2 separate regions of the Mus musculus genome follow, and region 2 is linked to region 1. Evidence: chromatin loops called from intact Hi-C (ENCODE). Cell type or tissue: left cerebral cortex. All regions are shown on one strand. Each heading gives the region's core, and the rest is flanking DNA. Links, peaks and the distances in the headings are about the cores only.

The links. Peaks named below come from ENCODE experiments on the same cell type or tissue, not always from the same donor. Only the 100,000 strongest peaks of a DNase experiment are listed, where the experiment ranks them.
Region 2: a loop joins it to region 1, with 2.9 times the contacts of the local background. A loop is called at or near these places in 2 of 42 quality-filtered maps.

The regions. Positions count from the first base shown.
Region 1 is chrX:10,989,269-10,994,639 of GRCm38, reverse strand. Gm39494 (a long non-coding RNA gene) reads left to right here and starts at 2,683. Exons shown (of 3, transcript XR_878055.1): 1 at 2,683-2,797; 2 at 3,932-4,047. In left cerebral cortex, for the core only: no CTCF peak of the experiment used is centred there; DNase peaks (open chromatin) are centred at 2,066, 2,651 and 2,779; H3K4me3 peaks cover 974 bases; H3K27ac peaks cover 1,275 bases.
Region 2 is chrX:11,085,693-11,091,063 of GRCm38, reverse strand. No RefSeq gene overlaps it. Among named protein-coding and RNA genes, the nearest start is that of Gm39494, 96 kb to the right of the region's middle. In left cerebral cortex, for the core only: CTCF peaks have their summits at 388 and 2,983 (motif pointing right); DNase peaks (open chromatin) are centred at 2,354, 2,992, 3,835, 3,995 and 1 more place; H3K4me3 peaks cover 310 bases.

The DNA.
Region 1 (5,371 bases), core at 161-5,160:
TCTCAGCCTGTCCTTCAGCTTGCCTTTTTCTGCTCCTAGGATTGGTGAGGACTGTGAGGCTACCTTAGTCCAATGCTATGCAGTCATGCAGTCAAGATACACATAGAATGCAGGGACAGAGAGACTAGGTCCTACTAAGCCCACACCAGAGATAGAAGGGGAAGAAAATCAACAGTGAATCCAAGGCCGGAAACCAGCAGGGTACCCAAAAGGTGGAGGGAATGGAAGGACATCACCCGTAATGGTGACTGCCTTTCACAATTAGATTTGAGAAACACTGAACTGAAATAACCTCCTACCTCTAGAGTTTCCAAATATGCCAGACCATGGAAGCTATGCCCAGAACTTAAAAAAAAAAGTGGACAAGGCTTACTTAGTCTTCTACTGCATTCACAAAATACATAGAGCAGCAATTGATGAATTGGGACTTATTTCGGCCACATTTTTGGAGGCTGGGAAAAGCAAGAGAATAGCGCCTGCATCTCATAAGGGGTTTGGCCTGTTTGATTTCACAATGAGAAAAACACAAGTGGTCGTGTGGTAAGAAAGAAAGTAAGACCAAGGAGAAGCCAGAAAATCGCTTCAATAATAACCTGTTCTTGAGGAGACTGCCCTCGTCCGGTGAGAGTGCCATGTGTCTGTCCATGAGAACGGAGGTACCATGACTCAAACACTACTTAAGGTTCTCATCAGTTTTCAAAATGGTTCTGCTGGAAAACAAATTTCAACACACATTTTGGAAACGACAAACCATATTCAGACTGCTGCAGCTCTCTGCTAGGTAATCTCAGCCTGTATAGCAGAAATGGAAATGCCCTCCTGGAGAGACCAGGAAATCTTGCTCCAAATGTGCTCAGTGATTGAGCTGAGCATCGCAACTTCAGGAAACCATTGCATAGCACACACAGGCTCTGAAGCCAGACTCTGTTGAGAGAGCATCCTCATCACTTTTAAGCTATGCTACCTTGATTGTATTCCTTGGTGTCTCTGTGCCTCCTTTTACTCCGACTATGATCTGTAAAGAGAACATCTAGCCGTAGAGTTTTTGGGAAGACTCAGTGAGAAATTGTATTAGCCATTCTTCTGAACAGAGCTGTGACACTATCGATCCTTGCTCACAGGAAGGATGCTAAAAGCCTTGCTTAGACTGGGTCACTAATGGGAGGTGGGAGAAGAAAGCCACTCACACAGTCCAGGGGAGAAACCAGGTGGCAGGAAGCAGGCCTGTCTAATACAAAGACCAGATCGAGATCAGGCCTCTGGGCAAACATCCTCCACGCTATGCTCACAGCCCAGCCAGTCTCTAAGGACCAAGAAGGGAGAGGGCGCATGAAGCTGGCTTTCTCAGCAGGAGTCAGACAGATAGACATTGCTTCCTAGTGGGGAGGAGAGCTAGATGTTGTCTTTCCCTCACCCCTAGCAACCGGTCTGGCTCCCTTAATAAGAGGCTGCCCTCCCTGGTCCTGATGTCTCAATCTTCCCTCCTGCTCCTTGCTCTCTGAGCTGCTGCGTCCAGCACAACCATCAGGGAGGCCGCTGAACCTCCCTTACTTGCCTGGGAGAGCTGCCAGAAAGAAACGGCACAGCAGTAAGCTCCAATAATGCTAAACAATGGATTAATTACACTCCTTGCCTGTTTATCTAGAGCTCCTGGGGGTCACTGGCACATGTGGTCACAGCAGACAACAACAGGTGTGAGATGTTGGGGGCTACATCCACTAGCCACAACGGGAGACCCTCTGTGTCTTCCACCCCCATCGCACATTTTCTGTGCTCTGCTCAAGGCAGCAAGTCTGCCCAACCCCCAAGAGATACGGAAAGCTTTTTGCCATCTCTTTTTCCTCCTTCCCTGGGGATTTCATGCTGAGCGGACTGCTTATTTTCCCAAGCCCACTTGGAGAGCTGGGGGTGGGAAGCAGGGGAGAGGCGCTTTCTTCCCAGGAGGGCATCTGGCCTGGGGTAACAGCTGGGCTGGCACTGCTCTAAGCCCACCTGGCCAGGCTGGGAAGAGGCAAGAGCTGCTTTAGGGACGTACAAGTGTCGGCTTGGCTTTCGCAAAAAGGAGGCCAGCCTCAGAGAGCAAACTACTAATTAGGTCGCGGTCTGCTTCCCGCTGCCACTTCACTTTCCACCCCAGAAAAGCCTCACTGTGAGACCAAGACCATCAGCCCTTTCACTCAAATGCAAATGTCTCCAGGCGCATGTCTGGTAGGCTTTTTCCGGCACTGGCTCACAGTGCTGACAGGACTTCACGAGGGACAGGAGCTGCCTACAGAGAAGGATTTGATAAAAATCCGCTTAGAAAATATGGAGCCACTTTGAGTGTGCGTGTGTGTTGCGGGGTTGTGTGTATGTGGTGTATGTATGTGAGAGAGTGGGTATGCCCAGCAGGGAGCAAGCATTCAGAGACCAGAGCAAGACGTCACGTGTCTTCTTCATCTATTGTTTCTTGAGACAGAACTGGAAGCGCCTTTTCTCATATAGGCTTGCTGGTTAGACAGTTCTTGAAACGTGCCTGTCTCCGCCTCCCAATACCGGGGCAAAAGCCAACTACACCCATGTCCAGCCTTTTACAATTTGGGTCCTCACACTCTGGAAGCATTGTCTTACCACTCAGCCATTCCCCAAAGCACCCCACCTCCTGATTTGCTTTTAAAGAGAAAGGCAACCCTGAATGGATTTATAGAAGCTGTGTTTGAATGAGCCCTTGAATGTGGCCGGCCCAGTTTTCATTTGCCAAAGGGGAAGAAAACAGAAAGAGCTGCCGATTTCTGCCTACAGTCGCACAGAAAGCAAGGTTTGCTTTATAGGACATCTGGACACTTCAAGGCCAGCGGGTGGCGGGTGGGGGAGTGAAGGAGCTCTTTGCACAATTAGTCCCAGGCAAGCTTATGCCTACTGAGTGGAGTCTGAGGCCACATTCCTCTCCCTTGGCTCTTTTCTCATCTGAGACCTTGGTTCTGTTCCTGTCAAGCTCAGATCCCCTTCCATGACCCATAGCCAAACGTTATCCAGAAGGATCTGAAAGCGAGCCTTCAGTCCTTGTTATCTGAAGGAACCAGACAGCTGCTCTCGCAGGTGTTTGCATTTCTGGCTTCTTGTGGCTGATGCTGTGCTGTTCCAGGGGCCTTTTTACATACTCTCTCTGTCCCCTACTCAGTCCCTCTCTGGGATCTGCTTTCACCTGAAAGGACCTTTTGTCCAAGGTCATACCTCCTCCATCTGGATGGGACGAATTACTAAAGCCCACATCCTTTGTTTGGGGGGATTCCGCAGACACGTCAGTGCTAGAGTTCCCTGAGGTGTCAGCTGAGGCCCCTGCCACAGCATTACATTTTAAGTTCTCTCTGCCCCATCCTGCCGCCTGCCTTCCCTCCTTTATAGATGTGGCTCTTGAGGGTGATACCAACAAATTTCTTGCATGCAAATCTCTGACGCAAATTTTGCTCTACAGTAAACTCAGCCTAAGACACCTCTTTTGGCTGTACCTTTGGGCGAAGGAATTACAAATCAGGGGAATTCAGAGGGTGGGGCATGTCTGAGAGCAGCTTCCTTCTGGAATCCATTCCACTTATTCAAATACCTCCTGAAAAATCAAAGGGCAGACTTGTGGGTTCAGGTATGTACCTGCCTCCCCCTTCCACTGCCTGTGCTATAGAGAAGGGGGGGGGAGCCCTGACTTTGAGTTCCATTCTTAAGAGTTCACTTTGGTTTGTGAAATTTACAAAAACAGAAATACCCAGACAGAATCCCTGAACACAAACCCTTAAAGGTCTAGTCCTGGCCCAGGGGCATCTACCGTCACTCTTCTGGCATGGCTTCCTCCTTCCTGGATATTGGGTGGAGGCCCTTGTATTAGACAGTTTGCTCCAGTAATATTGCATCATGGCTTGTTGTTACCTAGTTTAGTGGTATCATTATCTCCTAACAGGAGTTTGTGGTACCTGAAAAAAGACGGTGGCCAGGGATACTGCCATCAGAAAGAGCCTCTGACAGGAATTCCTCGCTATCACCTCCTGGCAAACATTAAAACAAAATGTATCTGAGGTAAGCATGCAGCAAAGTCTGATGGTCGCCTAGTCTAGAGGCTCTGTGTCATCAAAAGAGGCCCCATGAAGTGAGCAAAATCTAGTGATTCTGGTCTTGGTCTGAAGAGTGCCCAGAAACAATTTCAGTAACAGATTAATATAACAAATATCACATTAGGGATAGGTGACCAATTAGCTGAAGGAGCAAGAAGGAGGACGGTTTTAGCATCCACAGACAAAGATAGATTTAGAGCCAGCACCCATTTCCCTACCGTATCCTTGCCCTGAATGAAGATTGCTATTTTGCACAAATGTGTGTTCATTTTCATCATGGTAGGCAACAGTGACTTCTGTTCACCAGCCTCCAGGGGTCATCTACTCAGATGGCTCATTCTGTGTTGCTCTTAGACAGAGCGTGGAACAAAGGTGCACCCTCTCACCCAGAGGGAGAACTGCCCTGGGCTCAACTGCAGCAGCCTCCCTTGTGAAGCTACTGTCCTCTGAGGGCCACATCACTCCTAGCTCGAGTTTTGATGTATCCGTTCCCTGTCTCCATGAACCAGACACTCTGCTAAGTGCAGAGACTTGTTTATGGTGAAAACTAGCAACTCTCCTTCACCATGACTGTGCCTAGTGTGTGGTGTTCCTCTAGGTGGCCCTTACATGGCTTGAACTGTCTAGAGAAAACCTGTGACAGACTTGATTCTGCCTTAGCATTGCCTGTTTTCCTTTTAGGGTCCTTTCCTTCCCCTATCTGGGTATTCCGTTGATGTGGACACGTAAGGCTTCTTTGGAAAGTCGGTTGGATGGTGTTTTGCTAGGGAAACACGTGAAGGAACATCTCCTTAAAGTGGACATGGGTGTGAAAGACTAAGGCAGACTCATGAAGGAACATTTTGCTGAAGCAGGCACAGGAGAGAGGATGCTCTGCTAAGGCAAGCACACATGAAAGGACACATTATGAAAGACTGTTTGCTAACAACACGCAAGTATTGGTCTGCCTTGCATTGCATAGTTGAGCTGCATTTGTCAGGGCTGCAAACTGGGGATGATTAGTTGGATGTATGTGCTAAGGCAAAAGCTGGGCTAAGGCAAGGCCCGTGGAGGACACATGATGTTCGGAAGGTATAAATAGGACTCCACGAAGTGACAGACAGAACTTGGCTTTCTGTTACAGCTAGCTGTGCAGAGCTTGTAGGTCTTAGCTGATCTTCTCTTCTCTGAGAGAGGCATAACTGAGACCTTCTCCTGGTATTCCTGCTGATCCCTCCTGTTCACTTGAGCTCAGGCAGAGACCTGGCTGTCTCTGTTAGGTCCTGCCACAGCTGCTGATTCGTGTTTTC
Region 2 (5,371 bases), core at 114-5,113, 96 kb before region 1:
AATTTTAATGGGATTTTCGGGGAACTGGCCAGATCAGTCCACTTGGCCAGCAAAAAGATGCTTCTAATTGATGTCTATGTAGAAACAGCAGCTGGGGGTGAGCACTACTGTACTCGGATGGGTAATTATTTTAGCAGGACAAGCACTTCTGTCGTGATAAGGGAGAAGCAGCAGAGCCCAGGGCGAGACACACAGGACAGTCAGACACAGGTAAAGACCCAGCAAAAAACGCGACTGCAGGACCTCGGAGACTTAAATGGCAAGTGTCTGGGAACTCCTGATAGATTGCAGCCAGGTGGGGGCAGAAGAGGGGCTTGGAGAGGCAACTGCCTAATGTGTGCGTGGCAGGTCAGTAAGGGCCTGCTGCCCAGACTGCCAGCTCTGGGCCAGAGCTTTGTTAGGGGGCGCTGTGGGGCAGCAAGTGTCGCTTCCCCAACTCTACAGACAGGCTTCCGACGCCTGCCTGCCTGCTTGCCTGCCTGCCTGCCTGCCTGCTGGTGGTTAAAAGCCCATAGCTCTTTTGGCAAAGAGTAGGTGTGTCCTGGCCAGGTTCCAGTTTGGGTAATTACAGCCTGTCAACCTAAATTCCCCCCAGGATTGCAGTTAAATATGGTACCCGTCTTCACAATTAAATTTTAGCTCTAATAGGACACTCGGTTGTCATGTTACGTGACAGTTAAATAGCGACCACATCGTACCCCAGAGAACTACAAAGAGTTCTCTGGGGCTAATGAGTGACCTGTCCGGACAGAAATGAGGCACTCTTTCTGATCTAGACTAGTTGGTCACTATAGGACTTTGCTCAGCACTAAAATTTCTGGTCAAATTCTTGGAGAGGAGGTCCATAAGAGAATGGCTACTCCTGGGCCACTTGCGATTCCTTTACCTGGCAAGAGAGCTGGGGGTCAGATGAACTCCTTCCTGCCCTCTTCCTCACCACTTGCATCAGCTGTCACAGGCTCTGTCCTTCTTTTCCTCCAAGGTCTCCCATTCCTTCTTCTCCCACAGTCTGGAATGCTTTTCTTTTGTTCCCTGCTTCCAGAAACATTTTATTCTGTCCAAGTCCATTTCAGAAGCTGCTCCCTTCATATGGAATTCCCAATCCCCTATTCCAATTAAACTTTTCTGCTTATGGCCTCCATGTTGGGTTACTATTGTTCTTGCTGGGCATTTATTGAAATCTGTATAAAATAAACTGCTCACACACCTGGCATGCACTTACGGGAGACTCTCCCAGGGCAGGGGTCATAACTACTTGTCATTATAACTGCACATGGTACTTAGAAAATATTGAATAGGTAGAAATACAGTGGTCTGCGATCTACTGAGTGTTCTCTATGATCATTGCTATTTTCTATTTCCTTCATGGGAATCAAACCCAGAGTCTCTTGCATTCTAGGCAAATACCACTAAGCCACATCTCCTGCTTTCTTTTTCCTTTTAATTTTGACATGTGATCTAAGTTATCCAAGCTGGTCTTTTAACTCACTCTGTAGCCTAGCCAGGCCCCGAACTTGTGATCCTCCTGCCTCTTCCTTCTGAGTAACTGGGATTACAGGGCTATAAAACCAGGTGTGAACTGTGAACCAATATCAAGTGTAGTGCAAATACTAGTTCATCTCGCCATCTCATAAAGCATTATTATTACTGTCCCATTTTTAGAGAGGAACAAATATTGAGACACAGAGAGGTTAAGTAATTTGCCCAAGATCACACAGTCAGTAAATGGTGGCAGCAAGAGTGAAACCCATGGGGTCTATCCTCAGGTAATCCAGCTGCTCCATACTATAGATATTTAATTAAGTGCATCAATATCCCAATTGTCTTTAAGACTGCACATCAATCCAGACTTGGGAAAACTGGAAATCATTTTCTAAGTAGTACAAAGAGGGGAGAAATCTGGCTTTTAGGATTTTTGTACTTCAGCTCTCCTAAATAACAAGAGGGCTGCCTTCCCAAATTCACATTCATGTTTGTCAGTTTCCATCCTTGGGCAATTATTTCACACTCAAAATGAGAAGGTGATAATCTGGAGTATTCGCAGCCAGTCTTGCCTGCAGAGGTGTGAGCAAGGAGGAAGATAGCATGTTGTGATTAGAGAGAGCAGAAACAAACCCCTATGATTGCGACGCGAAAGGGAAGGGTCAGCCTCATTATTCTAATGCATAGTTTTCTGCACCCATAGAAATATTTTATTCCAACAAGTTAATTCCTTTAAGTGGTGAGCGCCGAGTGTGGCAGACGCGATTATCTTCCTTAGGTTTCTTGCCGCTTTCTCTGGGCCCGGCTAGGGGAAGGATTTCTGTGGCTCACCTCCTGCAATTAGAAACAGCCCCACAGGGCAGAGGTGCAGCCTGCGTTCGCAGATACTCTACTGCTGCTGCTGAAATCAGAACAGCCTTTGAGAATATTCTCCTGCCAAAATCATTTTAGCATTTCACTGTCACACAGCGGGAGGCAGAGAGAGAGAGAGGGAGAGAGAGAGAGAGAGAGAGAGAGAGAGAGAGAGAGAGAGAGAGAGAGAGAGAGAGAGAGAGAGACCCTTCTTTTGCGTGCACGCGCAACCTCCAAGACCTCATGAGTCTTCCCTGTGTACGAGGAAATTAATTAATTTCCTTTTTTATTTTTGTAAAAGGAGGCCATAAAACATAGTTCAAGATGTTCCGTTTTCATAAGGAAGAAGTCTCAATTGTAAATGAGTTCTCTTTTAAGACAAGGCTGTAATTAGATTGCCCATGGTGATGGTGAATGTGGAGGGTGAAGGGACTGAGTTTTTTTTTTTTTTTTTTTTCTGGGGAAAGAAACATCCTCGAAGGTGGAGGCCAGGGCTGCCTCAGGCGGCCACGCTGTCGCTAGCGCCAAGGACTGTTCTATGCCGCAAAGCTGAAAGAAGAAAGGCAGCTTAGAAACCTGGCGAGGAGGGGAGATAAAATAGGCAAGGCAATTTAGAGGGTGAGCCAAGGTGGTTGGTTGCCTACGCAGGGGCTGTGGGCGCCAACAGGGGGCGCGGTGTCTTCCCGTCATGTGCGGAGTTCAATGATTTCTGCATGAAACTGTTTTCTTTCTTTCCTCCCCAGCCCCCACCCCACTCCGTTTTAACCTGCCTATGTTTTCTCTCTTGCAGTGTTGAAGGAAGGGGAGGGTTGGGTGGATGGCCTGATATCCATTTATAAATTCTGCCTCTGTCTCTCTGTTTCTTTTTCTCTGTCTCTGCCTGCCTGTCTCTGTTTCTTTCTGTTTCTCCCTTTCTTTCTCCCTCCCTCTCTCTCTCCTACCTCTGTCTCTGTCTGTCTCTCTCTCTCCTTTCTACATGCCTGTTAGACACAGCGTTTTGCCCTCTTCCAAATTTCATGTGCTTAAGACTTACTTAACTCCATGACCTCAGAATACAACTGTTTAGAGCTGGCTAACAGCGTGGTGGTGCACGTCTTTAATTCCAGCACTTGGGAGGCAGAGGCAGGCGGATTTCTGAGTTCGAGGCCAGCCTGGTCTACAAAGTGAGTTCCAGGACAGCCAGGGCTACACAGAGAAACCCTGTATCGAAAAACAAACAAACAAACAAACAAGAGCTGGCCAGAATACAACTGTTTGGTGAGGCAATGTATGATTAGGGTGGACTTAGTCACCTGTCTTCCTTCCATGTGGAAGAACTTTAGATGCACAGAGAAAGATCCGGGGTAGATTCACAGAGGGAGGGCCATCGTGTATCATCAGCTCAGGAGGAAAGTGTCATGCTGCCAGCCACGGGAGTCTCAGAAGCGACCAAATCTGCTTACGCATCGCTCTTGGACATCCAGCCTCCACACAGCACATAACCAGAGCACTGAAGCAGTTTCCTAAAATGTGGTCCGCTGGCCACCTTGCCGGAAAGTGACGAGTGGGTTCAAATGCAGATTCCCTGGGCTCCACCCAGATGGAATCACATCTCTAGCATTCAAGAGTCTTCGGTCTTACATGAACACTCGAGCTCATCCCCATGCTCACTGAAGTAGGAATACCCTTGCAGCACCAATCTGCTGAGAGAACAGTCGCCTCTGGGTTGATCTGAAAGAGACTGCCCAAAGGCCTGGCTGCCTGAAACCCCACCATTAGAAAGGTGTTCTTTGCAGTTAAACATTGCCCTCTCCCTGGTGGATTTCTTTTCAGTACAAATAGCTCCTGGGTGGAGGTGACAAATTAAGTCAATAACCTTTGAGTATGAATTCATTTATCAGCTGAATTCCTGTGGGATTGGACAGATGCCAAACCTGAGAGAAACCAGAGAATGGGACTACAAAGTGGGGGGTGGGGGTTGGCGGAGCACGCTTGTGTGGTCCACATCAGAAGCTACCGCTTTGACAAGTTAGCCCCCGGTAGTAACAAGGTAACTCATAGATTTATAGCTGTCTACTCCCTGCAAGGGACAGGGTGTGTGTGTGTGTGTGTGTGTGTGTGTGTGTGAGAGAGAGAGAGAGAGAGAGAGAGAGAGAGAGAGAGAGGCTGGGGTGGAGCGGGAAGAAGGAGGGAGGGATAGAGAGAGAAAGAGGTGTGTGTGGGCCTTTTGAACTGACTCCCAGCTGACTCCTGTCTTGTTTGTTTGCTACTTGAAAGGCAAGGGCAAAGTCAAGCTGGCTTCCCTCCCTTTCTGGGAGGCAGTGGGAGGAGATAAGCCAGGTGATTGGAGATTGCTGCATTAAGGACTGGAGTGGATATTAGCAGGAGCAAGGTGCAGTGTGTTTTATCCTGGTACTGTCCATTCATGAGGCTACGAGAACAGAAGGCAGGCAGGGGCTGAAGCTAGGATTTTAAATATTCCCTTTGTGCCTTCTCAGTTAACCTCTCAGTTGCCGGCTGGCCTGAGATCCTGGCTTACCATCTTTCTCCACTTTCGTGGCCCAGGCCCGGATTTGGGGGTTGGGGAGGGGTGGAACTTTATAAGTCTGAGAAAGAAGCTCTTGTGTTTCTGTCACTTCAGTTGTTATTTATTAATACATTTACAGGGGCAAAGGGGGTACCCTCCCTACCCCTCAAGCACAGTGTCATTTAGCCAAAGCAACTCACATTGACTACAACAGCTTATGTGACCACTCCCAGAACTCCCAAGGCACACTAATGGCCTGAGAACATCAACCAGCTGGCAAGGGCCAGTATCCCAACTGCTGACAAGTAGCCATCCTTAGAGAAGGTGGCCAGGGGCTATATAATAAATGACTATCTCGTCTTGGAAACCTTGTCATTGGAATTGATGATGAGCTGGAACCCAGAGCCCTCTTCAGGTCTGACGAGATCTCAAGTCGGCCCTCTGCACCTCCTCTGCCGCACTCACAGCTCTATGCTCCTCCGCACGGAGATGTGCATCCTGGATTCCCATTTCCCATGACAAAGTGGGGAA